Linked DNA regions of Homo sapiens: region 2 is linked to region 1. Evidence: chromatin loops called from intact Hi-C (ENCODE). Cell type or tissue: Caco-2. All regions are shown on one strand. Links, peaks and the distances in the headings refer to the core of each region. The heading gives the core; the rest is flanking DNA.

The links. Hi-C counts contacts between places; a loop is a spot of excess contacts. Peaks named below come from ENCODE experiments on the same cell type or tissue, not always from the same donor. Only the 100,000 strongest peaks of a DNase experiment are listed, where the experiment ranks them.
Region 2: it touches region 1 in a loop (4-fold over the local background); 3 of 110 quality-filtered maps call a loop at or near these places.

Annotation. Positions count from the first base shown.
Region 1 is chr20:47,447,129-47,463,669 of GRCh38, reverse strand. No RefSeq gene overlaps it. Among named protein-coding and RNA genes, the nearest start is that of LINC01754, 43 kb to the right of the region's middle. RefSeq lists an enhancer at 9,613-9,822 and silencers at 10,039-10,239, 10,318-10,518. In Caco-2, for the core only: no CTCF peak of the experiment used is centred there; DNase peaks (open chromatin) are centred at 8,249, 8,889, 10,099 and 10,399.
Region 2 is chr20:47,568,134-47,584,674 of GRCh38, reverse strand. NCOA3 (nuclear receptor coactivator 3) reads right to left here. Exons shown (of 23, transcript NM_181659.3): 2 at 1,414-1,492. Among named protein-coding and RNA genes, the nearest start is that of NCOA3, 75 kb to the right of the region's middle. In Caco-2, for the core only: no CTCF peak of the experiment used is centred there; a DNase peak (open chromatin) is centred at 7,854; H3K4me3 peaks cover 442 bases.

The DNA.
Region 1 (16,541 bases), core at 3,920-11,919:
TCATTTGTTTACCCTCTTGTTGTCGGGCACTTGGTTGTTTCCAGTTTGGACTATTATGAAACAAGCTTCTATGAACATTCTGGAACAAATTTTTTTTTCTTTTTTTTTGAGATGGAATCTTGCCCTGTTGCCCAGGCTGGAGTGCAATGGCAAGATCTCAGCTCACTGCAACCTCCACCTCCTGGGTTCAAGCGATTCTCTTACCTCAGCCTCCTGAGTAGCTGGGACTACAGGCGCGCACCACCACGCCCAGCTAATTTTTTTCCTCAGGTGATCCGCCCTCCTCAGCCTCCCAAAGTGCTAGGATTACAGGCATGAGCCACCACACCTGGCCTGGAACAAGTATTTTTATGGACATGGGCACACATTTCTCTTAATCCAAGAGTGGAATTACTGGGTCAGCAGTAGGTAAATGTCAAACTTTATTAGGTATTATAGTTAACCTATATTATTTTTAAGTTGTATTTATTTATTTATTTATTTTTATTTTTTATTTTTTGAGACGGAGTTTCGCTCTTGTTGCCTAGGCGGGAGTGCAATGGTGCAATCTCGGCTCACTGCAACCTCCGCCTCCTGGGTTCAAGCAATTCTCCTGACTCAGCCTCCTGAGTAGCTGGGATTACAGGCATGCGCCACCACGCCTGGCTAGCATTTATTTATTTTTTAGAGAGTCTTGCTGTGTTGCCCAGGATGGTCTCAAACTCCTGGCCTCAAGCGATCTGCCTGCCTCAGCCTCCCAAGGTGCTAGGATTATGAGCATGATCCACCACACCCAGCCTTCTCCTTGTACCCTTTCCTTCACCCTTCTTCAGAGGTAACCACTCTGAGCCTTTCTGCTCTGTCCTTCTAGAACATTCTTTCTATTTAGGCAGCTAGTTTATAGCAGTTAGGAGCTTAATGTGGCCTTGGGCACATGTATGAACTCTCTGTGTCTTCCTCATTCCTAAAAAAGGCATTTGTTTGTTTGTTTCTTTGTTTTTTGTGACAGTCTCGCTGTGTCGCCCAGGCAGTGGCATGATTTCAGCTAACTGCAAACTCCGCCTCCTGGTTCAAGTGATTCTCCCGCCTCTGCCTCCTGAGTAGCTGGGACTACAGGCAGGCGCCACCACACCTGGCTAGTTTTTGTATTTTTAGTAGAGACGGGGTTTTGCCGTGTTGTCCAGGTTGGTCTTGAACTCATGACCTCAGGTTATCCACCCACCAGCCTCCCAAAGTGCTGGGATTATAGACGTGAGCCATCGCACCTGGTCTGATTGCGTTTTTTTGCACACTTCTATCTGCTATGGTTTGACTGTCCCCTTGAAAATTCATGTTGAAACTTAATACCCAATGTGGCAGTACTGAGAGGTTCAGCCTTTAAGAAGTGATTGGGCTTGGCCCAGTGGCTCATACCTGTAATCCCAGCACTTTAGGAGGCCGAGGCGGGCAGATCACCTGAGGTCAGTTCAAGACCAGCCTGGCCAACATGGTGAAACCCTCATCTCTACTAAAAATACAAAAATTAGCCAGGTATGATGATGCATGCCTGTAATCCCAGCTACTGGGGAGGCTGAGTCAGAAGAATTGCTTGAACCAAGGAGGCCGGAGGTTGCAGTGAACCGAGATCGTGCCACTACACTCCAGCCTGGGTGACAGAGTAAGACTCTGTCTCAAAAAGAAAAAAAAAAAAAACAGAAAAACAAAAAACAGAAGTGATTGGGTCATGAAAGCTCTCATGAATGGATTCATCCATTCATGAATTAATAGATTAATGAGTTAATGGGTAAATGGATTAATGAGTTGTCATAGAGTGGGACTTGTGGCTTTAGAAGAAGAAGAAGAGAGACCTCAGGTAGCTGCTCAGGCCCCTCTTCATGGGATGCCCTGTGCTTCTTTGGGTCTCTGCAAAGAGTCCCCAACAGCAAGAAGGCACTCATCAGATGCAGCCCCTCGAGCCTGGGACTTAGCCTCCATAATTGTAAGAAATAATTCCTCATATATGTACCTACTATGTACCCACATAAATTAAAAATTAAAAAAGTAATAATTCCTTTTATTTATAAATTACCAAGTTTTATGTATTATGTTATTTCTGTTATAAGCAACAAAAAACAGACTTAAGACAATATTATTGAATTTTCCACAAAGGTCACTTCTGTATAAATTAAAGGAAGCCTGTACTTTCTTTTGTTTGGAACATTACCAAAACTTGTTCACTACTTTAGACAATCATGTCACTTCTGGCAATGCAACTCAGTAAAACTCAAGGGAGTTTTCATCACCAGTAATCACCCCTGTGTGGGTCCACGTTCAAGGCTGTCCCTTCACAGTGAATGTGCACATCTGACCTCTCCGATGCATCCTCAGTTAGATGGGGCCGAACACACTCATACCAAAATCTGTGTGTTAGGGCATCCTATGGGGGGGTTCCAGTGACAAAAGGAAGACAGGGAGAAGAGATGCTGAACAGACATTAAGAAGACTTGGCCAAGACAGGCGGTTAGCCTGAGCTCAGGAGTTTGAAATCAGCCTGGGCAACAAGGTGAAACCCCGTCTCTACTAAAAATACAAAAAAATTAGCCGGCTACTCCGGAGGCTGAGGCAGGAGAATTACTTGAACCCAGGAGGCGGAGGTTGCAGTGAGCTGAAATCGCACCACTGCACTCCAGGCTGGGTGAAAGAGTGAGACTCCGTCTCCAAAAAAGAAGAAGAGTTGGCCTTGCTGTAATTATTCCCATTTCATAGGTGGCTAAGGCAGGGCATAGAGAGATTCAAGTGGTTGAGGAGTGGAGGAGGCAGACTCAAACCCAGTTACCACTACAACTTACTTACCGCCTGTGTTAGTCAGGGTTCTCCAGGGAAATAGAACCAGTAGGATAGATAGATAGATAGATAGATAGATAGATAGATAGATAGATAATTATATTAATAGATGATAGATAATAGATTGATAGATGATAGATAGATCGCCTCTTGGCCTTTTGGCTAAAATCAAGTGTAGATTGATAGATGATAGATAAGTGATAGATAATAGATGATAAATAGATGATAGGTAGATAGGTACATAAATAGATGATAGGTAGATAGATGATAAATAGATGATAGGCAGATAGAGCAATAGATTGATTTATAATAGATAAATAATAGAAATAGATTGATAGGTGATAGATTGATAGATAATAGATTAATAGATAGATGATAGATAATAGATTGATAGATCATAGATGAGATAGGTGATAGATACCAGATGATAGATAGATAGATAGATAGATAGATAGATAGATAATAAAGAGATAAATAGATGATAGGTAATGCCCGTAATCCCACCACTTTGGGAGGCTGAGATGGGCGGATCACCTGAGGTCAGGAATTCGAAAACAGCCTGGGCAACATGGTGAAACCTCATGTCTACTAAAAATACAAAAATTAGCTGGGCGTGGTGGCACATGCCTGTAGTCCCAGCTACTTGGGAGGCTGAGGCAGGAGAATCGCTTGAACCCAGAAGGCAGAGGTTGCAGTGAGGCAAGATCACACCACTGCACTCCAGCCTGAGCAATAGAGTGAGACTCCATCTCAAAAAAAAAAATCAGCGATAGGTAGACAGATAATAGGTAGGTAGGTAGGTAGATAGATAGATAGATAGACAGATAAATAGATAGATAGTTATGAACAGGAAGAGATTTATTACAGGGATTGATTCATAGGATTATGGAGGCGGAGAAGTCCCACTATCTGCCATCTGCAAGCTGGAGGCCCGAGAAAGCTGGTGATGCGGTTCCAGTACGAATCTGAAAGCCTGAGGACCAAGGGAGCCAACAGCATCTGTCCTGGTCCAAGTCAGAAGGCCCGAGATGTCCAATGGCAGGAGAAGGTGGATGTCTCAGCTGAAACAGAGAGAGAATTCATCCTCCCTCTGCCTTTTTCTTCAATTCAGACCCTCAAGGATTGGGTGATGTCCATGCATGCTGGCGAGCAAGGTTCTTCTTTACTCAGTCTATTGTTTCAAATGCTAATCCCTTCTGGAAACACCCTCCTGGAAATGTTTTACCAGCTACCTGGGCATCCCTTAGCCAGTAGATTAACTATAACACTGTCTATGTGCCGCATAATTTTCTGGCAACTGTTCTCATAAATTGTTGAAAAATTGCATTGATAAATAAAGGTAAACACAGGCTCTACTGTTCCTTGTGTTCTCTGACACAGCATCCAATCGCTGGACGTCAGGGAGTGAGTCCCAATGTTACAGGGTACAAAGAGTTCAGCAAAGAAATGCTCTCAGCTGGGAAATTTGAATATATCAAGTACCTGCATATTTGATGACATTAGGAATTATTGTTAATTTTTTTTTTTTTTTTTTGAGACAGAGTCTTGCTCTGTAGCCCAGGCTGGAGTGCAGTGGCACAATCTCAGCTCACTGCAACCTCTGCCTCCCGGGTCAAGCAATTCTCCTGCCTCCGCCTCCTGAGTAGCTGGGATTACAGGCACACACCACCACATCCAGCTCCTGACGCCGACCTTGGGCTCCCAAAGCACTGGGATTACAGGCTTGAGCCACCGCGCCCGGCCATTGTTAACTTTTAAAATGTATGATATTAGAATTGTGATTATGACCAAAGTCGAGTCTTTATTTTTTAGAGATACACACGGAAGTATCCACAGAGTGGTGTGATAGCTGAGATTTGCATCAAAGTAATCCAAGCAGCAGGAACAAGAGTGGAGGGAAAGATGAAGCAGGATTGCCCCTAAATTGCTAATTGTCAATATCTTTTTTATGTTTTTATTTTTCTTTTAGAGACGGGATCTTGCTTTGTTGCCCAGGCTGGAATGCAGTGGTGGGATCATAGCTCATTGCAGCTTCCAACTTCTGGGCTCAAGTGATCCCCATCCTGCTTCAGCCTCCTGAGTAGCTGAGACTACAGGTGTGTGCCACCATGCCCAGCTGATTTTTTTTTTTTTTTGGATGGTGTGCACCCAGGTTGGAGTGCAGTGGCGCAATCTTGGCTCACTGCAACCTCTGCCTCCCAGGCTCAAGTGATCCTCCTGCCTCAGCCTCCCAAGTAGCTAGGACCACAGACGTGTGCGACCACACCTGGCTAATTTTTGTATCTTTGGTAGAGATGGGGTTTTACTATGTTGCCCAGGCTGGTCTCAAACTCCTGAGCTCAAGTAATCCAGCTGTCTCGACCTCCTAAAGTGCTGTGATTACAGGCGTGAGCCACCGTGCCTGGCCCACCCAGATAATTTTTAAATTTTTTGTAGAGACAGGGTCTTGCCATGTTGCCCAGGCTGGTCTTTAACCCCTGGGCTCAAATTATCCTCCTGCCTCAACCTACCAAAGCAGTGGGATTGCAGATATGAGCCACTGTGCCCACTTGAGCTGATAATTGTAGAAACCAGATAATGGACAAGGGAGATGATGATACTATTTTCTCTCCTTTTGTATGTTAGATTTTTTCATAATGAAATAATAATAATCAATAAAGGAAAGCTCCTGCTATAATTTTTCCTTTTTCTTTCTTTCTTTCTTTTTTTTTTTTTTTTTTTTTTTTTGAGACAGAGTCTTGCTCTGTCACCCAGGCTGGAGTGCAGTGGCATGATCTTGGCTCACTGCCACCTCTGTCTCCCAGGTTCAAACAATTCTCCTGCCTCAGCCTCCCAAGTAGCTGGGATTACAGGCACGTGCCACCACACCTGGCTAATTTTTGTGTTTTTAGTAGAGATGTGTTTCACTATGTTGGTCAGACTGGTCTGGAACTCCTGACCTCAAATGATCCACCCACCTCGGCCTCCCAAAATGCTGGGATTACAGGCCTGAGCCGCCACATCCAGCCTTATTTTTCTATTTAAGTCTGTAAAGCTGACTTCTCCATAAAAGGCATTCTAATTCATATCTATTGATAGAAAACCACAGTTAACAATCTATACACCATGGATGAAATTAGAAGCAGGTGAATTAAAGCTATCCAGTCATGAACTGCTTTCACTCTTGCTCAGAGTTCATCTTGATGGCTTCCTAATTCCCAGAAGACTGTCAGATGAGGCAGAGAACAATATCTCCCAAAAGTTTTTGTGGTATCTGAAGAAAGTGACTCATTGGAAACTCAAAGTCAGGGCCTGTGCGTTACTTATAATGATAGTTAACTCTTACATAACAGTGACTGCATGCCAACCTCTCTTGTTAGCACTTGACAAATATTAACCCATTTAATTTTTATCAATCTCAGGAAATACGTACAATTATTAAGCCTATTTTACAGATGAGGAAACAAAAGCATAGAGCGTTTAAATGACTCATCCAAGGTCTCACAGCGAGTAAGAGGTGGGGCCGGGATTTGAACGCAGGCAAACAGATTCCATGTCTACATTCTTCATGATGATTTTGACCACCTCCATATTATTTTGGTAATGCATCTCTGGCAGTTTACTGAGTATCAGATAACAGCGAATTGGGGGAAGGTTGGGGAAAGCAGTTAAGATCAGTGTTCATTCTGTGCCAACCTAAAGTATTCCTAGAAATAGCAGATAACTGAGGCCGGGCGCAGTGGCTCACACCTGTAACCCCAGCATTTTCGGAGGCTGAGGCGGGTGGATTACTTGAGGTCAGGAGTTGGAGACCAGCCTGGTCAACATAGTGAAACCCTCATCTTTACTAAAAATACAAAAATTAGCTGGGTGTGGTGGCCGGTGCCTGCAGTCCCAGCTACTCGGGAGGCTGAGGCAGGAGAATCACTGGAACCTGGGAGGCGGAGGTTGCAGTGAGCTGAGATCGCACCACTGCACTCCAGCCTGGGGGACTAAGCGAGACTCTGTCTCAAAAAAAAAAAAAAGAAAAGAAATAACAGAAAATTTACATTATGTGTCTCCCCTAGGAAAGCTATAATAAAATAGCCACCATTTAGGAAACTGCTGCTGTGAATAAGCTGCTGTGCTCACAGAAAAATACACTATGATAATCTCAGTTGCATCAATAAATATTCTATGTACCAGGCTCTATTCTAGATACTGAGGATACAGCCCTGAAAAGACCAACATGATTTAAACCCACGTGGAGCTTCTTGGGACCTACATTAACCACATAGTGGGGCAGAAGAGACGCTGCACACGTCTAGAGCTTATACCTTGAAAAACTTTGCAGCTTCCATTTTCACTCTTTTGGAACTCTGCCCCAAGACCACCACACCAGAAGAAACTCTGAAAGAAAACCCACAGAATGAGAGAGACTTAGCCACCTGGCTGTCCCGGCTGAGCCTTCAGCCACGTGCAGCTTCATGAGCAAACCCAGGTGAGACCAACAGAAGGGCCATGCAACCACCCAAAGACTCATAAGAAATAATAGGCCAGGCCCAGCGGCTGACGCCAGGAATCCCAGCACTTTTGGAGGCTGAGATGGGCAGATCCCTTGAGTCCAGGCCTGTAATCCCAGCACTTTGGCAGGTCGAGGCAGGCAGATCACTTGAGGTCAGGAGTTTAAGACCAGCCTGGCTAACAAGGTGAAAGCTCGTCTCTAATAAAAATACAAAAATTAGCCAGGCATGATGCTGCATGCCTGTTATCTCGGCTCCTTGGGAGGCTGAGGCAGGAAAGTCACTTGAACCTGGGAGGCGGAGGTTGCAGGGAGCTGAGATGGTGCCACTGCACTCCAGCCTGGGTGACAGAACAAGATGCCATCTCAGGGGTTGGGGGGAGATCCCTTGAATCCAGGAGTTGAAGACAGCCTGAGCAACATGGTGAAACCCCGCCTCTACAAAAAATTAGTCAGGCATGGTGGTACAGGCCTGTAGCCCCAGCTACTCGGGAGGCTAAGGTGGGAGGATCACTTGAGACTGGGAAGTGGAGGTTGCAGTGAGTTGAGATCACACCACTGCCCTCCAGCCTGGGTGACAGACACCCCATCTCAAAAAATAAATAAATAAATAGTGGACATTTATTGTATCAAACAAATTCCCAATACATCATTCAGTGTCCAACTTGGGGTGGGGGTGTGTTTTTTTGGGGGGAACCTAATTTATCTCAGATCATAGAGATTCAAACCAAGATCAGAAGAGCTGGTGGTTGGTTGTTGTTTCTGAAAACTCATAGCTAGACCCTCAAAAGTTAATAAATGCAACAGGATTTAAAACTCAGCTTTGTTTGTCTTGGTGTGTTACGAAAGAACACAAGAAAAAAATTGCATTTCACCACTCCTGTGGCTTAAGAAGAAAGCGACCAAACAAGTCAATTAACCTGTAAGTGAGGGCCCAGTCATGTGGTGGAGAGACTCTCCTGCCGCACACAATCACTTACAGAGGAGCGGAGTCAATAACAGCCAAAGATTTCACCTGATAATTGTCAAAATGTTTAAATACACCATTACAGTGTGCAAACAGGACTTTATCTTCAGCTCCAAGCACATCAAAACCACTGGTTTAATTCCAGCAGCTTATGCTTTCAAAGGAGTATTGAGTGAAGGCATACAGGGATGGGCTGAAATCCACACCTTCCCCCAGGCAGATCAACAAACCTTTTCGCTGGGCTGAGTCCAGCTTCTGAACTTTTGTACAAAATCTCTAACACCCACTGTCACAAAAAACTGAAGACCTGTCTTAGGACCAGGGATGGATCCAGGTTTTGTGGTACCTGAAGCTTAGACAATTTGGGGGAGCCTTCTTTAAAACAAATACAAAATTTAAGTACAAAATTAGGTATAAAAGTGAATGTTTAGGCCAGGTGTAGTGGCTCATGCCTATAATCCCAGAACTTTGGGAGGCCGAGGTGGAAAGACTGCTTGAGGCCAGGGGTTCGAGATTAGCCTGGGCAACATGTGAGACCCTGTCTCTACAAAAGATTTTTTAAAATTAGCCAGGTGTGGTGGCATGTGCCTATAGTCCTAGCTACTCGGGAGCTGAGGCAGGAGGATTGCTTGAGCCCAGAAGGTTGACACTGCAGGGAGCCGTGATTGCACCACTGCATTCCAGCTTGGGAGACAGAGCGAGTCCCTGTTTCCTGTTTCAAAAACATAAATAAAAAAGAAGAAGAAGAAAGAAAAGTAGAAGAAGAAGAAGGAAGAAGAAGGAGGAGGAGGAGAGGAAGAGGAGGAGGAGAAGGAAAAAGGTGAATATTTAAAGTGAGAACAGGGCCAGATGCAGTGGCTCACACCTGTCATCCCAGCACTTGGGGAGGCCGAAGCAGGCAGATAGCTTGAGCTCAGGAGTTCGAGACCAGCCTGGCCAACATGGTAAAACCCTGTCTCTACTAAAAATATACACACACAAAAAATTTAGCCAAGTGTGGCGGTGTGCACCTGTAGTCCCAGCTACTTATGGGGGGCTGCGGTGGGAGGATCACTTGAGCCCGGTAGGTTGAGGCTGCAGTGAGCCAAGATCATGCTACTGGACTCCAGCCTGAGTGACAAAGTGAGATCCTGTCTCAAAAAAATAAATAAAATAAAATGAGAAATCACAAAAAAGTCATGGGGCTGTGTTAGCCAGACTCCAAAATGCCCTCCAGTGATCCAATGATCCTTTGCCTCCTGGTGTGCCCACCTTGTGCAGTGCCCTCCTCTATTGCACCAGGGTGGTCTGTGTGACCCGTAAAATTAGGCAGAAGTGATGGTGCATCATGACAATACTGCTTCTGTCTTGGTTCTTTCTCTCTCTCTCTCTTTTTTTTTTTTTTTTTTTTTGAGATGGAGTCTCACTCTGTTGCCCAGACTGAAGTGCAGTGGCACCATCTTGGCTCACTGCAACCTCTACCTTCTAGGTTCAAGTGCTTCTCGTGCCTCAGCCTCCTGGGTAGCTGTGATTACAGCGTGCACCACCACACCTGGCTAATTTTTGTATTTTTAGTAGAGATGGGGTTCACCATGTTGGCCAGGGTGGTCTCAAACTCTTGACCTCCAGTGATCTGCTCGCTTCAGCCTCCCAAAGTGCTGGGATTACAGTTGTGAGCCACCACACCCAGCCCCTCTCTCTTTCTTAAAACTTCTCTCTTGGTTTCTCTCTCTCTCTCACTTAGTGAGGGAGCCAGCTTCCATGTCATGAGGGACTGAAACCTTCTGACCACAACCACATGAACAAGCTCAGAAACAAATCATCTGGCCCCAAAGAGGCTTCCAGCCTCTGCAGCCCAGCCAACAGCATGACTGTAAACAGGGCAGATACCCTGAGGCAGAACCACCCAGCAAAGCCACTCCTGGATTCCTGACCCACAGAAACTGTGAGATAAATGTTTTATTGGTTTAAGCTGCTAAATTTTGAAGCAATTTGTTACACAGCAATAGATAGCTAATACAGAGGCCTTCAGAGACTCATGTTCCTGTCTTCTGGGATGGTTTTAGGTCATTATTTATTTACTTACTTACTTATTTTTCTAGACGGGGTCTTGCTCTGTCTCCCAGGCTGGAATGCAGTGACTCAATCATGGCTCACTGCAGCCTCCTGAGCCTCCCGGGCTCAGGAGATCCTCCCACCCCAGTTTCCTGGGCAGCTGGGACTACAGGCGTGTGCCACTGAGCCCAGCTTTAAGTAATTTTCCAGAAGCGTTCACATACAAATGCTTTCTCTTTGCAGCCTGGATTCCATCCCCACTGAAAACTCCTTCCAATGCCCAGCACTACTGAATCTCTGCTTCCTAAAGGTGTGTGGAACACTGAGTAGGAACTCAAGCTATATTTGCTGAATACATGGATATACAAGAGCCTTGCAAGAGCAATATTTCATCCTTATTTTATAGATCAGGAAATGGAAACTCAGAGACATTAAGTAACTAGCTTAAGATCACACAGCTAGAGACCGACTAAGTCTTAATTCCTCAATGGAAAGTTTTTAGAACCTGTAGTGTCAATTTCTTTGATGCTTTCCATAGTACCAAGTACATACTAAATGCTTAATGCAGATTGACTGAAAGAGTTAATGGTGTGAGATGGGTGTGGTGGCTCACACCTGTAATCCCAGCACTTTGAGAGATTGGGTGGTTGGATGGCTTGAGCCTAGGAGTTCAAGAACAGCCTGGGCAACATACTAAGACCCCGTTTCTGCTAAATGATGTGGTGGCTTACGCTGCACCTATGGTCCCAGCTACTTGGGAGGCTGAGGTGGGAGGATCACTTAAGCCAGGTAGGTCAAGGCTGAGGTTAGCTGTGATCGTGCCACTCACCTCTAGCCTGAGTAACAGAGTGAGACCCTGTCTCTAAAAAAAAAAAAAAAAAAAAAAGTTAAGTTAATGGCATAGCAGGTCTTTATCTAGTTAGGTAAATGTCTCTTTAATATAGAAACAAGAGGCCGGGCATGGTGGCTCAAGCCTGTAATCCCAGCACCTTGGGAGGCCAAGGCGGGCGGATCACTTGAGGCCAGGAGTTGGAGACCAGCCTGGCCAACATGGCAAAACCCTGTCTCTACTAAAAATAAAAAAAATTAGCCAAGCATAATGGCACGCATCTGTAGTCCCAGCTGCTTGGGAGGCTGAGGCAGGAGAATTGCTTGAACCCAGGAGGTGGAGGTTGCAGTGAGCCAAGATCGCACCACTGCACTCCAGCCTGGGTGACAAAGCAAGACTCCGTCTCAGAAAAAAAAATAATAAAAAAAAAATATACACACATATATATACACATATATACATATATATATATAAAAACAGGAACCATGGTGGGGTGGTGGCGGGGGCAGAGAAAACAATGTGTTATTATACTTTCTTCCTCACAAACAGTAATGGAGCAGTGGCAGTATTTTATGAAAAAAAACGGACAAAACCACTTCAAAAGTGTCCAGACACTAAAATTTAAAATAATAAAGGGTTTGTATTTCGTTTCATGAACAATATTAAAAAGTTAATTTTGTTGGTTTTAAAAGCCTATGTAAAACCAATTAATTTGTGGTTCATGTCCCCCTCTTTTGAACAGTAACAACATCTCCAGATTGACGCACACAGTTAGGGGTCTAACCACCCAAGAGTAATCATGGGCAATCCTGGGATGGCACTTTCTTCCCTTCAAGTGGTCACTGGAGTTGGCCAAGGTCAAAAGTTAACCAAGTGTTCCAGCAGCCTGGGGGTTGTGGTGAATTACGTGAGTGCCCTGCTTTCCTTTGAACCCTCCGATTCTCTGCAATTGCAATAATTTAGGGGTGCGGATATTCTAATTAGGCCATGTGAAATTTAATTTCATAGTGGTGAAATTTGCAAGGTCTTCTAAATGTGCACGGAATAAACATGGAGCCTTTGAAAATTCATGGACTTGTTGGCTGAGTTGTTATTCACAAAAGTCTCTTCAACTCCAAGCACAAAGTCTGGGACATATTAGGTGGTCAATAAATTAATAAAGCTGACGTGAATGGGAGTTAATTGGACATCTAAATGAGAATGGATCACTCAGTATTTCCACAAATTCCATCTCTTTTATCAACAAGGCCTCTGGACTCTGTGCTGTCTGATCACAAGGATTTCATTCTCCTCTTTGCCTAGGAGAGTCAATATCTATTGATTTAACCTCTGAATATCTGTTCCCCTCTTCTCTGGAAACAAGTCCTTAATTTCTTTCTAGGATTCTATCCCTCCCATCCCTAATCCGTGTGTTTTTTTTGTTTCGGTTTGGTTTTGAAGACAGGGTCTAGCTCTTCCGCCCAGGCAGGAGTGCAGTGGCACAATCATAGTTCACTGCAGCCTTGAACTACCCAGTTCAAGCAATCCTCCCCCCTCAGCTTCCTGAGTAGCTGGGACTACAGGCACATGCCACCACACCTGGTTAATTAATTTATTTTTATTTTTTCTTTTTTAGAAACAGGGTCTTACTATGTTGCCCAAGCTGGTCTCAAACTCCTGGGCTCAAACAGTCTGCTTGGCTCAGCCTCCCAAAGTGTTGAGATTACCGGCATGAGCCACCAAACCTGGCCTCCATGTGTTTTGGAGGGCTGATTCCACTCCTGGCTCCAGAGATGAGCATGCACCTGAACATGACTAACCAGTGTGCTCAATTCCTCTGGCCACATTCATTAGAACAGAGAGAGTCATATGACCTAAGTTGATCCATTCAGGGCCAATCCCCCTCTCCTTTTAAAAAGTAGACTATAGGCAAGGCACAGGGGCTCACGCCTATAATCCCAGCATTTCGGGAGGCTGAGGTGGGTGGATCACCTGAGGTCAGGAGTTCGAGACCAGCCTGGCCAACGTGGCAAAACCCCATCTCTACTAAAAGTACAAATAAATTAGCCGGGCGTGGGGGTGGGTGCCTGTAATCCCAGCTACTCAGGAGGCTGAGGCAGGAGAATCACTTGAACCCAGGAGGTAGAGGTTGCAATGAGCCGAGCTTGTGCCACTGTACTCCAGCCTGGGCAACAAGAGCAAAACTCTGTCTCAAAAAATAAATTAATTAATTAAAATTAAAATTTAAGCTGGGCGCGGTGGCTCACGTCTGTAATCCCAGCGCTTTGGGAGGCCGAGGCAGGCAGATCACAAGGTCAGGAGATCAAGACCATCCTGGCTAACATGGTGAAACCCCGTCTCTACTAAAAATACAAAAAATTAGCCGGGCATAGTGGCTGGCACCTGTGGTCCCGGCTACTCGGGAGGCTGAGGCAGGAGAATGGTGTGAACCCGGGAGGCGGAGCTTGCAGTGAGCTGAGATCGCACCACTGCCCTCCAGCCTGGGCAACAGAGTGAGACTCCGTCTCAAAAAAAATAAAATAAAAATAAAAATAATTAAATTTAAAAATAGACTATAATATACAGCAGTTTTAGAGTGACAGCAAAATTGAAGGCAAAACACAGAGCTGGTTGTGCATGGTGGCTCATGCCTATAATTGCAACACTTTTGGAGACCAGGTAAAAGGATCTTTGGGAGCCAGGAGTTCAAGACCAGCCTGGGCAACATGGGGATGCCCTGCCTCTAAAAAATAGAAAAATTAGATGAGCGTGGTGGCTCATGTCTGCAGTCCCAGCTATTTGGGAGGTGACTGAGGTGGGAGAATCCCTTGAACTTGGGAGTTTGAGGCTGCAGCAAGCTATGATCACACCACTGTATTCCAGCCTGGGCCACAGAGCAAGACCTGTCTCTAAAAAAAACAATATGGGCTGGGCGCCATGGCTCACATCTGTAATCTCAGCACTTTGGGAGGCAGAGGCAGGTGGATCATTTGAGGTCAGGAGTTCAAGACCAGCCTGGCCAACATGGTGAAACCCCGTCTTTACTAAAAATACAAAAATTAGCCAGGTGTGGTGATGCATGCCTATAGTCCCAGTTACTGGAGAGGCTGAGGCAGGAGAATCGCTTGAGCCTGGGAGGCGGAGGTTGCAGTGAACAGAGATTGTGCCATTGTCCTCCAGTCTGGGTGACAGAGTGAGATCCTGTCTCAAATAAATAAATAAATAGACTGGGTGCCATGGCTCACGCCTGTAATCCCAGCCCTTGGGAGGGTGAAGCAGGTGGATCACCTGAGGTTGGGAGTTCGAGACCAGCCTGGCCAACATGGTGAAACCCCGTCTCTACTAAAAATACAAAAATTAGCTGGGCATGGTGGTGGGCACCTGTAATCCCAGCCACTCGGGAGGCTGAGGCAGAAGAATCGCTTGAACCTGGGAGGCAGAGGTTACAGTGAGCAGAGATCATGCCACTGCACTCGAGCCTGGACAACAAAGTGAGACTCCATCACAAAATAAATAAATAAATAAATAAATAAATAAATAAATAAATAAAATAAAAAATATGGAGAGTTCCCATATACCCAGTCTCTTCACATGCACAGCCTCCCTGATTATCAACATCCTGCACCAGAGTGGTATATTTGTTAAAATTGATGAACCCTCATGACCCCTCATTATGAATCAACGTCCATAGTTTACATTAGGGTTCACTCTTGGTATTATGCAGTTCTATGGGTTTTGACCAATGTATAGTAAAATGTAAGCACATTATGGTATCAGACAGAATGATTTCATTGCCCTAAAAATCCTCGGTGTACCACCTACATCTCCTCCTTCCTAACCCCTGGAAACTGCTGATATTTTGACTGTCTCCATAGTTTTGCCTTTTCCGGAATGTCATATAATTGGAATCATACAGTTTGTAGTCTTTCCACATTGGCTTATTTTCATTTGATAATAAGTATTTTAGGTTTGCTATGGCTTAAATACAGTTTGTCCCCACTCAAATTTATGTCGTGACTTTGTCCCAATGAGGTAGTGTTGGTAGGTGGTGCCTTTAAGGGGTGATTAGGTCATTAAGATGTATTAAGGTCTTTCTCATTCCCTTGAGTTCTCGATCCCATGGGATTGGATTCATCAGCTCCAAAGCAGGTTGTTATAAAGCAAGACTGCAGGCTGGGCATGGTGGCTCACGCCTGTAATCCCAGAACTTTGGGAGACCGAGGCGGGTGGATCACCTGAGGTTGAGAGTTCGAGACCAGCCTGACCAACATGGTGAAACCCCGTCTCTACTAAAAATACAAAATTAGCCGGGTGTGGTGGCGCACGCCTGTAATCCCAGCTACTCAGGAAGCAGGAGAATTGCTTGAACCTGGGAGGTAGAGGTTGTAGTGAGCCGAGGTTGTGCCATTGCACTCTACCCTGGGCAACAAGAGTGAAACTCCATCTCAAAAAAAAAAAAGCGAGACTGCTTCTTGTGTTGGTCACTTTGCACATGTCTGCTTCCTCTTCTGTATCATGTTATGACATAGCACAAGACCCTCACTAGAAGCTCAATTTTTCTTTGTTCATTCTTTTTTTTTGTTTGGTTTTGTTTTTTTGAGTCGGAGTCTCGCTCTGTTGCACAGGCTGGAGTGCAGTGGCATGATCTCGGCTCACTGCAACCTCTGCCTCCCAGGTTCAAGCAATTCTCCTGCCTCAGCCTCCCAAGTAGCTTGGATTACAGGCACGCACCACCACACCTGGCTACTTTTTGTATTTTTAGTAGAGATGGTGTTTTGCCATGTTGGCCAGGATGGTCTTGAACTCCTGACCTCACGTGATCTGCCCGCCTTGGCCTTCCAAAGTCCTGGGATTACAGGCATGAGCCACCGCGCCCAGCCCATTCATTCGTTTTTGAGACAGGGTCTCACTCTTTCACCTGGGCTGGAATGCAGTGCCATGATCACAGCTCACTGTAGCCTTGACCTCCTGGGCTCAAGCAATCCTCCCACCTCAGCTTCCTGAGTAGCTGGGACTACAGGCATGCACTACAATGTCCAGCTAATTTTTAAATTTTTTGGTAGAGATGGGGTCTCACTATGTTGCCCAGGCTGGTCTTGAACTCGTGGGCTCAAGCAATCCTCCCACCTTGGCCTCCCAAAGTGTTAGAATTAAAGGCATGAGCCACCATGGTCAGCCTGCTTGTTTTTTACAGACAGGATCTTCCTCTGTTACCCAGGCTGGAATGCAGTGGCACTGTCACAGCTCACTGCAGCCTCAAACTCCTGGGCTCAAGCCATCCTCCCTCCTCAGCCTCCCCAGTAGCTGAGACTGCAGGCCACCATGTCCACCTAATTTTTATTTTTATTTGTATTTATTTTATTTATTTATTTATTTATTTTTGAGATGGAGTCTCACTCTGTTGCCCAGGCTGGAGTACAGTGGTGTGATCTCAGCTCACTGCAACCTGT
Region 2 (16,541 bases), core at 2,893-10,892, 120 kb before region 1:
ACTTAATGAATAATATGTATATTTTCTCTTCCTTATGACTTTTTTTTTTTTTTTTGAGATGAAGTCTCACTCTGTTGCCCAGGCTGGAGTGCTGTAGCATGATCTCAGCTCACTACAACCTCCACCTCCAAGGTTCAAGTGATTTTCCTGCCTCAGCTTTTCGAGTAGCTGGGATTACAGGCACACGCCACTATGCCCGGCTAATTTTTGTATTTTTAGTAGAGACGGAGCTTCACCACATTGGCCAGGCTGGTCTCAAACTCCTAACCTCAGGTGATCCACCCACCTTGGCCTCCCAAAGTGCTGGGATTACAGGCATGCGCCACCGCATCCGGCCATGTCTTTCCTTTTTAATTATTTATTTATTTACTTATTTTCTAGAGACAAGGTTTCATACTGTTGCCCATGCTGAAGTGTAGTGGTGCAGTCATAGCTCACTGCAGCTTCAAACTCCTGAGATCAAGCAATCTCCCACCTCAGCCTCCCAAGCAGCTAGGACTACAAGCGCACACCACCTTGCTAGCTAATTTTTTGTGTGTTTTGTAGAACTGGGGGTGTTACTGTGTTGTTTAGGCTGGTCTCCAACTCCTGGCCTCAAGTGATCCTCCCACCTCCAATCCCCAAAGTGCTAGGATCATAGTTGTGAGCATATGAGTGAGCCACCATGTCCAGCCTCCTTAAAATTTTCTCCTTTTTTCTATTTCTTTTTTTTCTTTTTGGAGACAGGGTTTCATTCTGTTGCCCAGGCTAGAGTGCAGTGGCACAATCACAGCTGAGGCGCAGCCTCAACCTCATGGGCACAGGCAATCCTCCCACCTCAGTGTCTCTAGTGCTAGGGACTAAGGCACAGGCCACTATGTCTGGCTAGTTTTTGCATTCTCTGTAGAGATGGGGTTTCGCTCTGTTGCCCAGACTGTTCTCAAACTCCTGGACTCAGGTGATCTAACCACCTCAGCCTCTCAAAGTGCTAGGATTATAAACATGAGTCACTGCACTTGGCCATAATTTTCTTAATAACATTTTATTTTCTCTAGCTTACTTTATTGTAAGAATACAGGATATAATATATGTAACATACAAAATATGTGTTAATCAGCTGTTTATATTAACAGTGAGGCTTCTAGGCAAGAGGAGGTTATTAGTAGTTAAGTTTGGGGGGAGTCGAAAGTTCTGCACATTTTTTACTGAACAAGGGGTCAGTGTCCCCAGTCCTCAGTTGTTCAAGGGCCAACTGTACATACACATACGTATTCACTCAAGTACTCTAAGCACATTCATTTAATAATCATTAAAGAGAAAAACATGAAGCATAAATAGTTTTAATTAAATCATAAATTAAAGAGGAGGGTAATATCTTCAGAAGGTTGAAGACAAAAAATTACAAAGGATCAAATCAAACTAAAGCTGAATTACCTGGCTAACCAGTCAAAGGATGTTCAAGCAGTTTATTTTTATTGGTCTCTGAGTCCACCATCCAGCAAGTATTTTGATCCTGAGGACAAAAAGAAGAGGAGGGATTGAATTTTATTGTCTTTTCTTCATTTAAGCATTATGATTAGTCACCCACAAATTAAGTCTTCCAGCCGGGCGTGGTGGCTCACGCCTGTAATCCCAGCACTTTGGGAGGCAAGGCGGGCAAATCACTTGAGGTCAGGAGTTCAAGGCTGGCCTGGCCAACATGGCAAAACCCCAACTCTACTAAAAATACAGAAATTAGCCGGGCGACATGGCATCCGCCTGTAATCCCAACTACTCAGGAGGTTGAAGCAGGAGAATCACTTGAACCTGGGAGGCAGAGGTTGCAGTGACCCGAGACTATGCCACTGCACTCCAGCCAGGGTGACAGAGCGAGATTCTCTCTCAAAAAAATTAAGTCTTCCCATTTTTCCCTTCCCTGGATATATGAAACAAACAAAAGCTATCAAGTACACCACCTCTTCCTAGGAATTTGAGTAGATGTCTTATTGTACCATATAATCACTACTTCTGTTTGAAAAGTCAAGCATAGGGCCAGGCGCAGTGGCTCATGCCTATAATCCCAGAACTTTGAAAGGCTGAGGTAGGAGGACCGCTTGAGGCCAGGAGTTCAAGATCAGCCTGAGCAACATAGCAAGACACCATCTCCACACACAAAAAAATAAAAATTAAAAAACAAAAGTCAGGGCCAGGCGCAGTGGCTCATGCCTCGAATCCCAGCACTTTGGGAGGCCGAGGTGGGTGGATCACATGAGGTCAGGAGTTTGAGACCAGCCTGGTCAACATGGTGAAACCCCATATCTACTAAAAATACAAAAAATTAGTTTGGTGTGATGGCATGCGCCTGTAGTCCAGCTACTCAGGAGGCTGAGGCAGGAGAATCACCTGAATTAGGGAAGCAGAGGTTACAGTGACCCAAGACCATGCCATTGCGCTCTAGCCTGGGCAACAAAAGCAAAACTCCATCTCAAAAATAAGTAAATTAATTAATTAATTAATTAAAATAAAAGTCAGGCATAGCATATATAATATGTACTCTGTCACAGTTTGTAAAAATGGATAATGCAAAGTGGAGGTGGTGGAGACCAGTTCTGAATCTTGAAAAGTGATCAAAACAGATGGGTACTCTGAACTTGTGGGGGTATTCATTTGTCCAAAATCAGTGCTCAACAGAGAATAAAGACAACATTAATACCCTGGCAGAATCAAATGCTTAAATGCCCTAGTCCAAAAATTATCAGATGAGGGAGGGATGGATAAAGCCAACAAGCAAAGGCCAGAGGAAAGGCTCAGATGTTTTCTTGCCTTCTATAAAAGGATGCATTTTGACCACCAAAACAAAATATTAGCAAGGAAATGAGAGACCGTTCTTCAAAATAATCTACAATAAAACACATGAACATATAAACAGCAGGCTTTTGCACTTGAAGAAATGGCGTGCAGGTTCTGCTGCAATAAATAAGTGAACCAGTAAGAACATTCACTTTACCTTATGAATTTCCAAATTTAACAATAAAGCAACAATATGATTGCCACTAATTCCAATGGTATCGAACCAAGATAACAACCATAATTACGCCCTAAAGTTAATAGCTTTCATGCTGGAATTGGTAGATCTGTTGGTATGGGGGAAAGGAAAAATGATATATTCACAAGTTACAAGTAACAAACATATTATAGCCATGGACATTCCACGTAGTGTAGTCTGCAGACAGTATATAGGGAGAGCCAACCACAATCTAGCTGCATTATGGAAAGGTCTGTTGTGTTTCTGAAACTAAAATTAGAGGGGAGAAAATCAGTGAGCAGGGAATGGGAGGCACATTACATGTGGCTCACAACAAAGGAAAAAGAAAACTCTAGGTAGTGCCGGGTGACTATCCCTTATGCAAAATGCTTAGAAGCATAAGTGTCTCGAATTTTTTTCAGATTTCTTAAATATTTGCATATGCATACTGAGATATCTAGGGGAAGAAACCCAAGTCCAAACATAAAATTCATTTATGTTACTTATACACACAGCCTGAAGGTAATTTTATATAATATTTTTAATAATTTTGTGCACCAAAGTTGTAGCTTTTTTCTTTTTCTTTTTGAGACAGGATCTCACTCTGTGCCCAGACTGGCTGGAGTGTGGTGGTATGGTCATGGCTCACCTCAGCCTCGACCTCCGAGGCTCAAACAATACTCCCACATCAACTACCCAAGGAGCTGGGACTACAGGCACACACCATCATACCCAGCTAATTTTTATATTTTTTGTAGAGACAGGGTTTCACCATGTTGCCCAGGCTGGCCTTGAACTCCTGAGCTCAAGTGATCTGTCTGCCTCGGCCTCCCAAAGTGTTGGGATTACAGGTGTGAGCCACCATACCGGACCGAATGTTATGTTTTTTAACTTGAATTTTTATGCTATCCAATTTAATTCGTGTAAGATGAACGGAGAAAAGGTAGGCAGAACTTCTGTAAAGAACCTCTAAGATCTTCTGGCCCTGTTTTAAATCAGGTTTGACTTCTAAAATGGTTCTCTTATGTTTTTTCCTTTATTAGGAAAGACGAAGGAGGGTCATGGGGTGGGGTTAGCACCTAAGGAACAAAAGAGGTGGGATAAGGAAAGGATTTTTTGGGGGGATGGGGGTGGGGGATGGAGTTTCACTCTGTTGCACAGGCTAGAGTGCAGTGGGGCATGATCTCGGCTCATTGCAACCTCTGCCTCCCGGGTTAAAGCGATTCTCCTGCCTCAGCCTCCCGAGTAGCTGGGATTACAGGTGCATGCCACCATGCCCAGCTAATTTTTGTAGAGACAGGGTTTCACTACATTGGCCAGGCTGGTATCGAACTCTTGACCTCAAGAAATCTGCCCACCTCGGCCTCCCAAAGTGCTGGGATTACAGGCATGAGCCACCGTGCCCGGCCAGGAAAGGAATTTGAGTCAGAAAGTATCTAGTAGCATAATGGACCTAGGAAACAATTACTGCTGCCTCGTGTAGAAGGTGGTGAGAGGGCCTAGATTAATACTCCAGTGTTATAGTGCTGGTCTTCGTACTTCTCAAAGGAATGCTGACCCTGCCAATCTGCACCCTTGGACCCAAATGTTAACTGCTGGACCCCCAGGTGGAAGATCATGTAAAGTCAGCATGCCCAGATGAACAAAGAATGCAACCATGGGTGGAATCTAAATGATCAAACTGAGGAACAGCGAATGAATAAGAGCAGACACCACATGGCAGGACAGAAGATGCAACCAAATCAAGCCTTGACATCATCCCATGGCAGGATCCACTCAGATCACACCTCATTACTCTCCAAATATAAAACCTGCACCCAAACTCTAGTTCAGAGAGGCAGATTTGAGCCCAACTCCTGTCTCCTTACACAGCAGCCTTGCAATAAACTTTTCTTCCTACAAAAACTTGGTGCTTAGTGTTCAGCTTTCCATTGCATACACAGAAAAATAGACCCAGTTCAGTTCAGTAACACAAAGACAAGCCAGGTACAAAATTCTCCCCTCCAAGGAAGTGTATAATTAAACCAGAGAGATTCGCAAATAGTCACAGAACAATGATTGGCTTGCCTACCAGGAACCTGGAAAGGAGTACTACTATATACCAGGATCCTGTAAGTATAGAACTGTTAGTAAATTTGCTGGTGAGTTAAACTTGTCTGGAAAAAAGATTCTGCAAAGGCAACAATCCTAGCAGATTTCTTAGGACAGTATTTTTTTTCTTTATCAAAAACAAGATTATCCCTTTTCACAATTCAGATTTTCATCAATCACACATACAAAAACCAAATCATACTGACATAAAACTAAATGTGAGAAGTTCCAGAAACATTAGACATCTGAGAAGGTAACAGGGACATTAAATTTTCTAGTAGAATTAATGGTTTACTGATGACATCTACATTACCAAAACCTGCATCACCAGGCCAGGCATGGCAGCGCACACCTGTAACGCCAGCTACTCAGGAGGCTGAGGCAGGAAGATTGCTTGAGCTCAGGAATCTGAGTCCATCTTGGACAACATGGCCCCTGTTTTAGTTTTAGGTTTTTATTTTAAGCCTTCATCACCAGAGACCTAAAAGGACGTGAGGGGAAATCAAACATCAAATTAAGCCTTGTTAATAGCTAGTCTGAGAAGATATGCCTCAAAGCCAGAACAAAGAATAAAATTGGGGAGAGGAGTTGATACACAGGAAAATCCAAACTATATAATATATAATGCTTGGAAACACCAACAGGGCAAAAAGCAGCCACTGAATATTATAAACATGTTTTTCTTTTACTGTTGAACATGAAAAGGGGCAAGGATTCTACAATTAATCATATTAAACCCATTGTTCTTTCCAAGCTCCCACTGGCACTGCTCCCAGGATCTCCTTCCTCACTTCCCTAAAATCACAGAAAAGGGGAGCCACTGTCACTGGGAAAAGCTAGCTGTTGCTCAATAATCTTCAAAGTACTACAGAGTAGACTGGGTCACCAAATGAATTTCAGGTTAAAGGCTGCAAAATATTAGTGTTAAATTTAACGTCAAAATCCAACACTTTTGCAGTTGGGATTATTTATCAAGTGATAAGTATCTTTGATCAAAACTCTAACCACAGGTTTCACTTGCAACAATCAACTACAGCTAATCTGTAGCTATAATGAAAGGAGAAGACCAAATGCAAGTTGAAAATCATATGAACATTTCAAGTTATATAAAATGGGGCTGGGTGCAGTGGCTCATGCCTGTAATCCTAGCATTTTGGGAGGCCGAGGTGGGCAGATCACCTGAGGTCAGGAGTTCGAGACCAGCCTGGCCAACATGGCTAAACCCCATCTCTACTAAAAATACAAAAAGTAGCTGGGTGTGGTGGTGGGCGCCTGTAGTTCCAGCTACTCGGGAGGCCGAGGCAGGAGAATCGCTTGAACCCCGTAGGCAGAGGTTGCAGTGAGCTGAGATCGCGCCACTGCACTCCAGCCTGGGCAACAGAGCAAGACTCTGTCTTAAAAAATAATAATAATAAAGTTATATAAAATGGTACCACTTTTTTTGAGCTATATAAACTTAACTCAGTTTAAGAATTTTTTTTTCCCATTACTTAGTCCATTATTGTATGTTCAATTAAGTAAAAATGTATTTGCTTCCCAGGAGAACATTGGTAAGACATTTATAACAATCTTTTTTAAATGCTATAATCTTCTTGATAAGGGAGTGGGGGACAAGGAATTATTTCAAATTACAGCATATGCATGTCTAGTAAAATAAAGACAGGTATTACCACATATCTTGTGATATATACTAGAAAGAATCAAGCTGACTTATAATGTATTCTACATATTTAATAAATTAAACATTTAGTTCTATACGGAATCAGCCTGAAAATTCATAATAACGCAGTGAAAACAGACGCCTTGGCTTCTGAAAACCTAGATTTTGTAAAGTCCTGCTTCTTGAAATGATCTTGTGTTAGATTTTAATTCGATTTCAATTAAATGCTTGCTGTGTATCTATTAGAATCAGGCACTGCACTGGCACTTGGAAATAAGCAAATCACAGTTGCTGCCATCAATTAATTAGGAAAAGGGAAGCAGGTATAAACAGACCTAAAGTTCCTAAAATGAAAGCTATGTTCATTCAGTAAGCATCTGCTAAGCATCCATGTGCCACATTGTGCTAGACACCATGGATAAAAGGAAGAATTAAAAAGACCAGAGTCCCATGAGAGTATAAGGAAAGAATAGAGAAAAACTACCCTGCCTTTTTCATGGGGTTGTTAACTGTTCAACACTATTTACATGTGAAAGCAAGACAAATCCAAAACCATTTATCTCAGCCAAAGGGGGAGGCATTAATTGTACAATTTCTGCAATTATGTCCAGAGTTGTCATAACCAAAATGCCATTTGAGTTTCTTCATAATAAAGGCAAAAGACAAAAAACCTTCTATGAAATGGCCATTTGTGTAAAAATTACATAGGGATACAGGAAACATAAATGGGGTAAAGGTAGCTAAAACTTAAAACTTATTTTTAATTCAAGACATCCAGGAAATTATGCCATACATTTTTGCTTATACAACGATACTATCCACTGATGAACAATGGAACTAAACTAGCCTAAATTTTTTTAAATTAGCTTTAGATTAAGGAGAAAACTTAAAAATCTGGTTGGCAGATTAGTATAAAAGGCCTGATATCTTTGGCTGAGTTGAATATTAGCTCTTATCCAATGGTTACCAAAACAGGCATTCAAGCAAGCCGCTTGCTTGCGCTTGTTCTGCCTCTCTCTCCCTGCCACTTTGGAAAAACTGCATGCAGTGCTGCAGGATCACACAAAATAAATACAGGAAAGAGGGTGGGAGAGTTGGGTGGGGAAGTGAGCAAAGCTCTGGGCTCCACCAGTGGAAGGCGTTCCACAAGAATTGCTACAGGGTCAAAAGTTTACAGTGGTTTCAATTTCACCTTTTAGCAGCCAATCAGGAAACACAGGCTGCATGCTGACCCCTCGGGCTGCAAATGAACATTAACTCATTGGCTACCAGGATTGCACATTTTCCTTTTCTTATAAGGCTTTCCCTTCTTTTTATTTTTTTTAAGGACAGGGGAGTGGAGAAGGCAAAGAACACAATAAGTTCAAGGTGACAATTTTATTCAAGACAATATATTTTAAACAGGTGTTTGAGGGGAGAAATGATCGAGTAATTATCTTCTTTCTTCTTGAAATCTGAGTTTCTTTAGCCTGTAGTATCTAACAAACCAATTATTAATGCTAGTATCAAGACAAAGAATAAATTTAGGCAGGTAAAGGAGATGGATTTTCCTCCATGAGGTTGCAATTCTATGAACAATTTATAGGATGGTAAAAAGATAATACTGGTTGTGTATCCAGTAAATGCTTTAAAAGTAACTCAGATAATAAAGACATCTAACTGAAGGATTTGCCTATACCCCAATTTTTTTATTTGCATAGTTTCCCTACCCTCTCCTCAAACCATTACTATACACAGGTAATGTTCCTCTATCCTTTTCATAATGTGGATCCACAGAAATGCAGGCAGAGCTCTTAGCTAAGGTTTAAATTTTTCTTTTCTTATATTTCAGTACCTGGGAGTAACTGTACAATAAACTCAGGAGTGAACCATTTGGCAGTAGGTACAACTGCTCCCTAACTAATTTATGTAAATTTCTTCAAATGCAGAAACCAATAAACTAATCCATTAAATAATATTTTCAACATTCTATATTTAACATTGAGCAAGTCTAAAATGAAAACCTCTACTACATACACCTTAACTGGACTACATTTAAAAACTAGATGCCTTTGAAGCACCACAGGATAAAAGTGAAATCGCTGTATTAACTGCTCTACTATTAAAATGATTAGTCAAATCCTAAATGAACACACTGTAAATTTGTAGTTAGCAATATTTCTCTCTTTGACACAATAGGTAGTTGAATTTTAACAGACTCATTGACTTAAATTTACCTTTACGTTTAGAATACCCTGTAGGCACCACCATTGCCTAAGAAAACGATTTCATGTAGGATATTAGCTCTTATCCAAACCAGCAAAGTAAGATACCAGTTATTTCTGAAAACGTGAAAGTAAGCAAATATACAGAAGTGTGTGACTTAATATAACTGCTGAAGGGTTCCAAAATAACTTCAGTGTTTAAAGTTTATATAGCAATATAATGTCAGTTAAGATAGTAAATAAACTCGATGCTGATAGTTTTTTCTTAATTCGACATTAAAAGAAGTAATTTTCTAGTAACAATTCCCAAGCCTTCATGATTTAAGTTTATGCATATTTGGCAATAAAAAGTCTACTTTAAAATAGACCTAGTTGTTTTTTCAACATGGTTTGCAAAAGCTTTACATATACGTATATATAGATATATAATAAATTAGGGGTCTTCTGTATATCTTCTTTTTACAAAATGGCCTCATTTTGAAACAAAATGGATGCGATAAAATTTTACATCAAGTCAGCATGTTAGCAAGAAGCTTTTTTGTGTGTTCTGAATTTGATTAATACAAGCCAAGGTCACTTCCTGAAAGATGCCTAGCACTGCAGCTGCAGGCAAACTAGGCTCTAGCATAAGGCTGGGGGAAGGGAATGGGTGATGGCATTATTATTAACCCTCAGATAGGATTCCATCTCCAGCAGCAGCTATTGGGGGAAGTGGGGAGGTTGGGGAAGATCCCAGAGTTCCTAAGTATATTAAGATTAAAATATTTCCATTCCTTAATACTTAAAAATAGAAATGTAATTACATATATAATGCTGATGTCAAAATTATATCAGATATCCTCACTGCTACAATGTACAAGAACATTTTACATAATACTATGCAAATCATTTAATGCCAGACATTGTGTTGAATGCTGAGTTTACGCTAAAGCATTCAGTTTACACTGAAATAAACTCAACATTCAACACAATGCTAAGCATGACCTGTACTTGCTATGCAAAGCGTATACAAAGGAAGATACAGGCCCTTGAAGAAAACAGAATCAGATTCAAATTTCAAAAACCAAGGGTGGCCTAAAAGTTAATTAAGGTAGAAACTTAAAACACAAAAGCCTATTTTGGAAAATATTTGATAAAGTTTTGTTCTGAAATTCAATTTAAATTTTCATTTTACATAAAATTTTAAATTTTCATTTCACCAACATTAATACAAATATTACTATGCCTCTGTGCTAAAAAAAAAAAAAATCAAAATATACATAGTAGCAACTAGAAAAAACCACCTCCCTGAATAATTAATAATGTATTAAGTAGTTACAATGCATGCTAGGAAACCATAGTAATTACTCTGTTGTACTCTGAGGTTCTTTACACATTTCAATTCATTGATAAAATACCAGGTATAGTCAGGAAATCTACACGTTCCTTGTAATTTTATATATGTAATCTTAGAAAAATTAAATTAATTTTGTGTGCCTTTTTCCTATGCACCAAATGGGGGTTATACTTTAACCATGATATTCCACAGAGACAGAGCAGCAGCAAGGCACTGCTGTATTTTTAGCGGTTGTATGACGAACGCAAAACGTGGCCTTTTTATCTTGTCTATATGTTCAAAAGTGTTTTCTATTTTCTACACAACTTAATAGCATAATTTTGTCACTCTGTTGTGCTCCCCACCCTTTTTCTGAAGTTTGATTCAGTAATTTCAACAAAAAAACTGAACAAATGGTGTTAGATCTCAAGTTCAAACAAACTGACCCCTTGAATTTTTGGAGGTCAATGACTGGCAGGAAAAGGGTTGTTATTTAATGGCCACGGAGCATTCTGTATGTGCAAAGGACTTCTTAAATCATTTTAGGAAAAGGAAGGCAACCAAGTAAAAACATACTGTGAGAAGTCCCTGAATTCAGAGAACCTAATCCCTAGGTGTGGCTAAGAAAGGCACTTCAAAAAGATCCCATCACGTGCCTTTGAAATAGGACAAACCTGAAAGACAAAGGGTAAAATTAAATTAGTTTTTCATACTCCCTCTCCCCAAGACACCTGTGGGGCAGTGAAGAGGAATGAATTTTTCCTCAATTTTTCCTGGCCCTACAGGCATACCTCATTTTATTGTGCTTTACAGATATTGCGCTTTTTACAAATTGAGGTTTGTGGCAGCCCTGCTTCAGGTAAGTCTACTGGTGCCAATTTTCCAACAGCATTTGCTCACTTTGTATGCCTCCCTTACATTTTGGTGATGCTCCTATTATCTCAAGAAGCTTTTTCATTATTATTTTATCTCTTATGGTGATGTGTAATCAGTGTTTTTTTGTTTGTTTGTTTGTTTTTTGGAGACAATAGTCTTGCCCTGTCACCCAGGCTGGAATGCAGTGGCAGGATCTCAGCTCTCGGCTCACTGCAACCTCCGCCTCCCGGGTTCAAGCAATTCTCCTGCCTCAGCCTACTGAGTAGCTGGGGTTATAGGCGCCTGCCAGCAGACCTGGCTAATTTTTGTAGTAGAGACAGGGTTTCACCATGTTGGTCAGGCTGGTCTTGAATTCCTGATCTCAGGTGATCTACCCACCTCAGCCTCCTAAAGTGCTAGGATTACAGGTGTGAACCACCATGCCCAGCCTGCGATCAGTGTTCTTCAATGTTACTATTGTTAATTGTTTTGGGGCACCATGCACTGTGCTCATATAAGATGGTAAACTTAATCAGTAAATGCTGTGTATATTCTCACTGCTCCAATAGCTATTCCCCATCTCTCTCCCTTCTCTTCAGGCCTCCTTATTCCCTGAGACACAGCAATATTGAAATAAGTCCAAATAATAACCCTATAGTGGTCTCTAAGTGTTCAAGTAAGTAAAAGGAAGAAATGCACATCTCTCACTTTAAGTCAAAAGCTAGAAATGGGCCAGGCATGGTGGCGCACCCCTGTAATTCCAGCACTTTGGGAGGCTGAGCCGGGCAGATGACTTGAAGTCAGGAGCCCAAGAGCAGCCTGACAAACATGGTGAAACCCCATCTCTACCAAAAATATAAAAATTTGCTGGGTCTGGTGGCGCACACCTACAATCCCAGCTACTTGGTGGGCTAAGGCAGGAGAATCACTTGAACCCGGGAGGTGGAAGTCGCAGTGAGCTGAGATTGTTCCACTGCACTCCAGCCTGGGCAACAGAGTGAGACTGTCTCATAAAAAAAAAAGGCAGGTGGGGGGGGCTAGAAATGATTAAGCTTAGTGAGGAAGGCATGTCAAAAAGCTGAGGCTGAAAGCTAGGACTCTTGCACCAAACAGCCAAGTTGTGAATGCGAAGAGACAAGTACTGTTTTTTTTTCTTTTACTAGATACTGGGTCTCGTTCATATGGCCCAGACTGGGGTGCAGTGGTGCAATCACATCTCACTGCAGCCTTGAACTGCTGGCTGTTCAAGCGATCCCCCTACCTCAGCCTCAGAGAAAGTTATTAAAAGGAAATTAAAAGTGCTACTCCAATAAACACAGGAATAACAAGAAAGTGAAACAGCCTTATTGCTGGTAAGAAGAATGTTTTCATGGACTGGAAAGATCAAACCAACCACAATATTCCATAAGCCAAAGCAAGACCATAACTCTCTTCAATTCTATGAGGGCTGAGACAGTTGAGGAAGCTGAAGAAAAGTTAGAAGAGGTTGCTTCATGAGGTTTAAGGAAAGAACCCATCTACATAACATAAAAATGAAAGGGCCAGGTGTAGTGGCTCACACCTGCAATCCCAACACTTTGGGAGGCCAAGGCAGGCAGATCACTTGAGTCCAGGAATTAGAGACCAGCCTGGGCAACATGGTGAAACCCTGTCTCCATAAAGAACAAAAAAATTAGTCGAGCATGGTGGCATGTGCCTGTAGTCCCAGCTACTCAGGAGGCTGAGGTGGAAGGGATTGCTTGAGCCTGGAGGCAGAGGTTGCATTAAGCTGAGATTGCACCACAGCACTGCAGCCTGCAGACTGCAGCCTGGGTGACAGAGGCAGACCCTGTCTCAAAAAAAAAGAAAAAAAGAATTACACTGAATCTATTCTGCCTGTGCATTATAAATGGAACAATAAAGCCTGAATGACATCTGTTTACAGCATGATTTACTGAATATTTTAGGTCCACTGTTGAGACCTACTGCTCACCAAAAAAAAATTCAAAATATTACTGCTGGCAGGTGGATTGCTTGAGGCCAGGAGTTCGAGACCAGCCTGGGCAACATAGTGAAACCTCATCTCTAATAAAAACACAAAAATTAGCCGGGTGTGGTGGTGTGTGCCAGTAGTCCCAGCTACTCTGGAGGCTGAAGCACAAGAATCGCTTGAACACAGGAGGTGAAGGTTGCAGTGAGCCAAGATCACGCAACTGCACTCCAGCCTGGGCAACAGAGCGAGAATCTGTCTCAAAAAAAAAAAAAAAGAAAGAAAAGAAAATTAGCCGGGCACGGTGGCTCATACCTGTAATCCCCGTACTTTGGGAGGCTGAAGTGAGTGGATCACCTGAGGTCAGGAGTTCTAGACCTGCCTAGCCAACATGGTGAAACCCTGTCTCTACTAAAAATACAAAAATTAGCCAGGCGTGGTGGCACACACCTGTAATCCCAGCTACTTGGGAGACTGAGGTAGGAGAATTGCTTGAACCTGGGAGGCAGAGGTTGCAGTGAGCTGAGATCATGCCACCGCACTCCAACCTGGATGACAGAGCAAGACTCTGTATGGGAAAAAAAAAATGTATATACACACACACACACACACATATATGTATATACTTGTGTGTGTGTGTGTGTGTGTGTGTGTGTGTATATATATTACTGCTCATTAACGGTGCACGTGGTCACCCAAGAGCTCTGATAGCAAGGTACAAAGAGATTAATGTTGTTTTCACGCCCATTAACACAACATCTGTTCTGCATCCCATGGATTATGGAGCAATTTTAACTTTCAAGTATTACTATTTAAGACATATTTCATAAAGTTACAGCTGCCATAGATAATGATTTCTGTGATGGATATGGGCAAAGTGAATCTTTCTGGTAAAGATTTACCATTCTAGATGCCATTAAGAACATTTCTGATTCACGGGAGGAGGTCAAAATATCAACACAAATAGGAGTCTGAAAGACGTTGATTCCAACTCTAATGGATGACTTTGAAGGGTTCAGGATTTCAGTGGAGGAAGTAACTGGAAGTGTGGTGGAAATAGGAAAAGACATGGAATCTGAAGATGTGACTGAATTACTGTAACCTCACGATGAAACTTCAACAGATGAGGAGTTTGAGGAGTTGCTCCCTGCTTTTTTGGAGACAGGGTCTTACTCTGTTACCTAGGCTGAAATGCAGTGGCGTACCACAGCTCACTGAGGCCTCAACCACCCACGCTCAAGCAATCCTCCTGCCTCAGCTTCCTGAGGAGCTGGGACTACAGGCATGTGCCACCACACCTGGCTAATTTTTGTATTTTTTGTAGAGATGGGGTTTCACCATGTTGCCCAGGCTAGTCTCAAAGTCCTGGGCTCAAGCAATCCGCCTGCTGGGATTACAGGTGTGAGCCACCACACCCAGCCTTAAGGAGTTGCTTCTTATAGATGACCAAATAAAGTGGTTTCATGAGATGGCATCTACCCCAGTGAAGATTCTGTGAACATTGTCGAAATCATAAAAAAAGACTTAGAATATCACATAAACATAGTTCTTAAAGGAGCCGCAGGGTTTTTTTTTTGTTGTTTTTTTTGAGACGGAGTCTCACTCTGTCAACCAGGCTGGAGCGCAGTGGCGTGATCTCAGCTCACTGCAACCTCTGCCTCCCGGGTTCGTGCCATTCTCCTGCCTCAGCCTCCCGAGTAGCTGGGACTACAGGCACCCGCCGCCACGTCCAGCTAATTTTTTGTATTTTTAGTAGAGACGGGGTTTCACCGTGTTAGCCAGGATGGTCTTGATCTCCTGACCTTGTGATCCGCCCTCCTCGGCCTCCCAAAGTGCTGAGATTACAGGCGTGAGCCACTGCGCCCAGCCATGAGCAGCAGGGTTTTGAGAGGATTGACTTTTGTTGTTGCTGTTGTTGAGACAGGGTCTCTCCGTCACCCAGGCTGGAGTGCAGTGGCACAATCTCAGCTCGCTACAACCTCCGCCTCCCGAGTTCAAGCAATTCTTGTGCCTCAGCCTCCCAAGTAGCTGGGATTACAGGCGCCTCCACCATGTCTGGCTCATTTTTGTATTTTTAATAGAGACAGGCAGGGTTTCACCATGTTAGCCAGGCTGGTCTCAAATTCCTGACCTCAGGTGATTCACCCACCTCAGCCTCCCCAAGTGCTGGGATTACAGGCATGAGCCACCGCATCCAGCCTTTAAAAAAACAAAATTATTTATTTTTTATTGGGGGACGGTATGGGGTGGGGAGATAGGGTCTGGCTCTGTTGCCCAGGCTGGAGTGCAGAGGCACAATCTTGGCTCACTGCAACATCTGCCTCCCAGGCCCAAGCAGTCCTCCCACCTCAGCCTCCCGAGTAGCTGGGACTACAGGCGCATGCCACCATGCCCAGCTAATTTTTGTAATATTTTATAGAGATGGGGTCTTGCTATGTTGCCCAGCTTGGTCTCAAACTCGTGGGCTCAAGTGATCCTGGTCTTGAACTCCTGGGCTCAAGTGATCCTCCTGCCTCAGCATGAGAGGCTGTGGCAGAAGAACTGCTTGAACCCGGAAGGCAGAGGTTATAGTTAGCTGTGATCACACCCTGCACTCCAGCCTGGGCAACAGAGCAAAACTCTGCCTCAAAAAAAAAAAAAACTGTTTTAATTTGTCCCAGCCACCCCAGCCTTCATTAACCACCACCCTGATCAGTCAGCATCCATCAATACTGAGGCAAGACCTTCACCCAGCAAGATTTACAGCTTACTAAATGTTAAGATGATCAATCAGCATTTTTTAGCAATAATTTTTTTTTTTTTGAGACAGAGTCTGGCTCTGTCACCGAAGCTGGAGTGTGGTGGCACAATATTGGCTCACTGCAGCTTCTGCCTCCCAGGTTCAAGTGATCCTCCCACCTCAGCCTCCCAAATGGCTGGGATTACCGGCACACACCACCACCACGCCTGGTTAATTCTTACATCGTTTTGGTAGAGATGGAATCTTGCCATGTTGCCCACGCTGGTCTCATGGAGCTAAAGGGATCCACCTGCCTTAGCTTCCCCAAGTGCTGGGATGGAGCTACCCACCAGGCCACAATAAAGTATTTTTTTAATTAAGGTATATACATTGTTTCTTTAGACATAATGCTACTGCACACTTAACAGAATGGAGTGTAAACATAACTTTTTATCTACTGGGAAACCAAAAAATTAGTGACTCATTTTATCACAATATTCATTTTATCACAATGGTCTGAGGTATGCCTGTATTTTTTTTTCTTCTACCATGTGAACTATTCCAAAGATAACAGAAAAAAAGTACAGACTTACAGTAGCTGCCTAGCTTCTTGCCACGGTCTGGCACAACGGAAGTGCCATCATTCCTCCCTGGTTTTATTCAAGTACCCAATGCATTCCTCACTTGTCAAGGAAAGTAAACTCAACTGGAGCCACAGCAGCTTGTTGCCTGGTCTTCTTCCAGG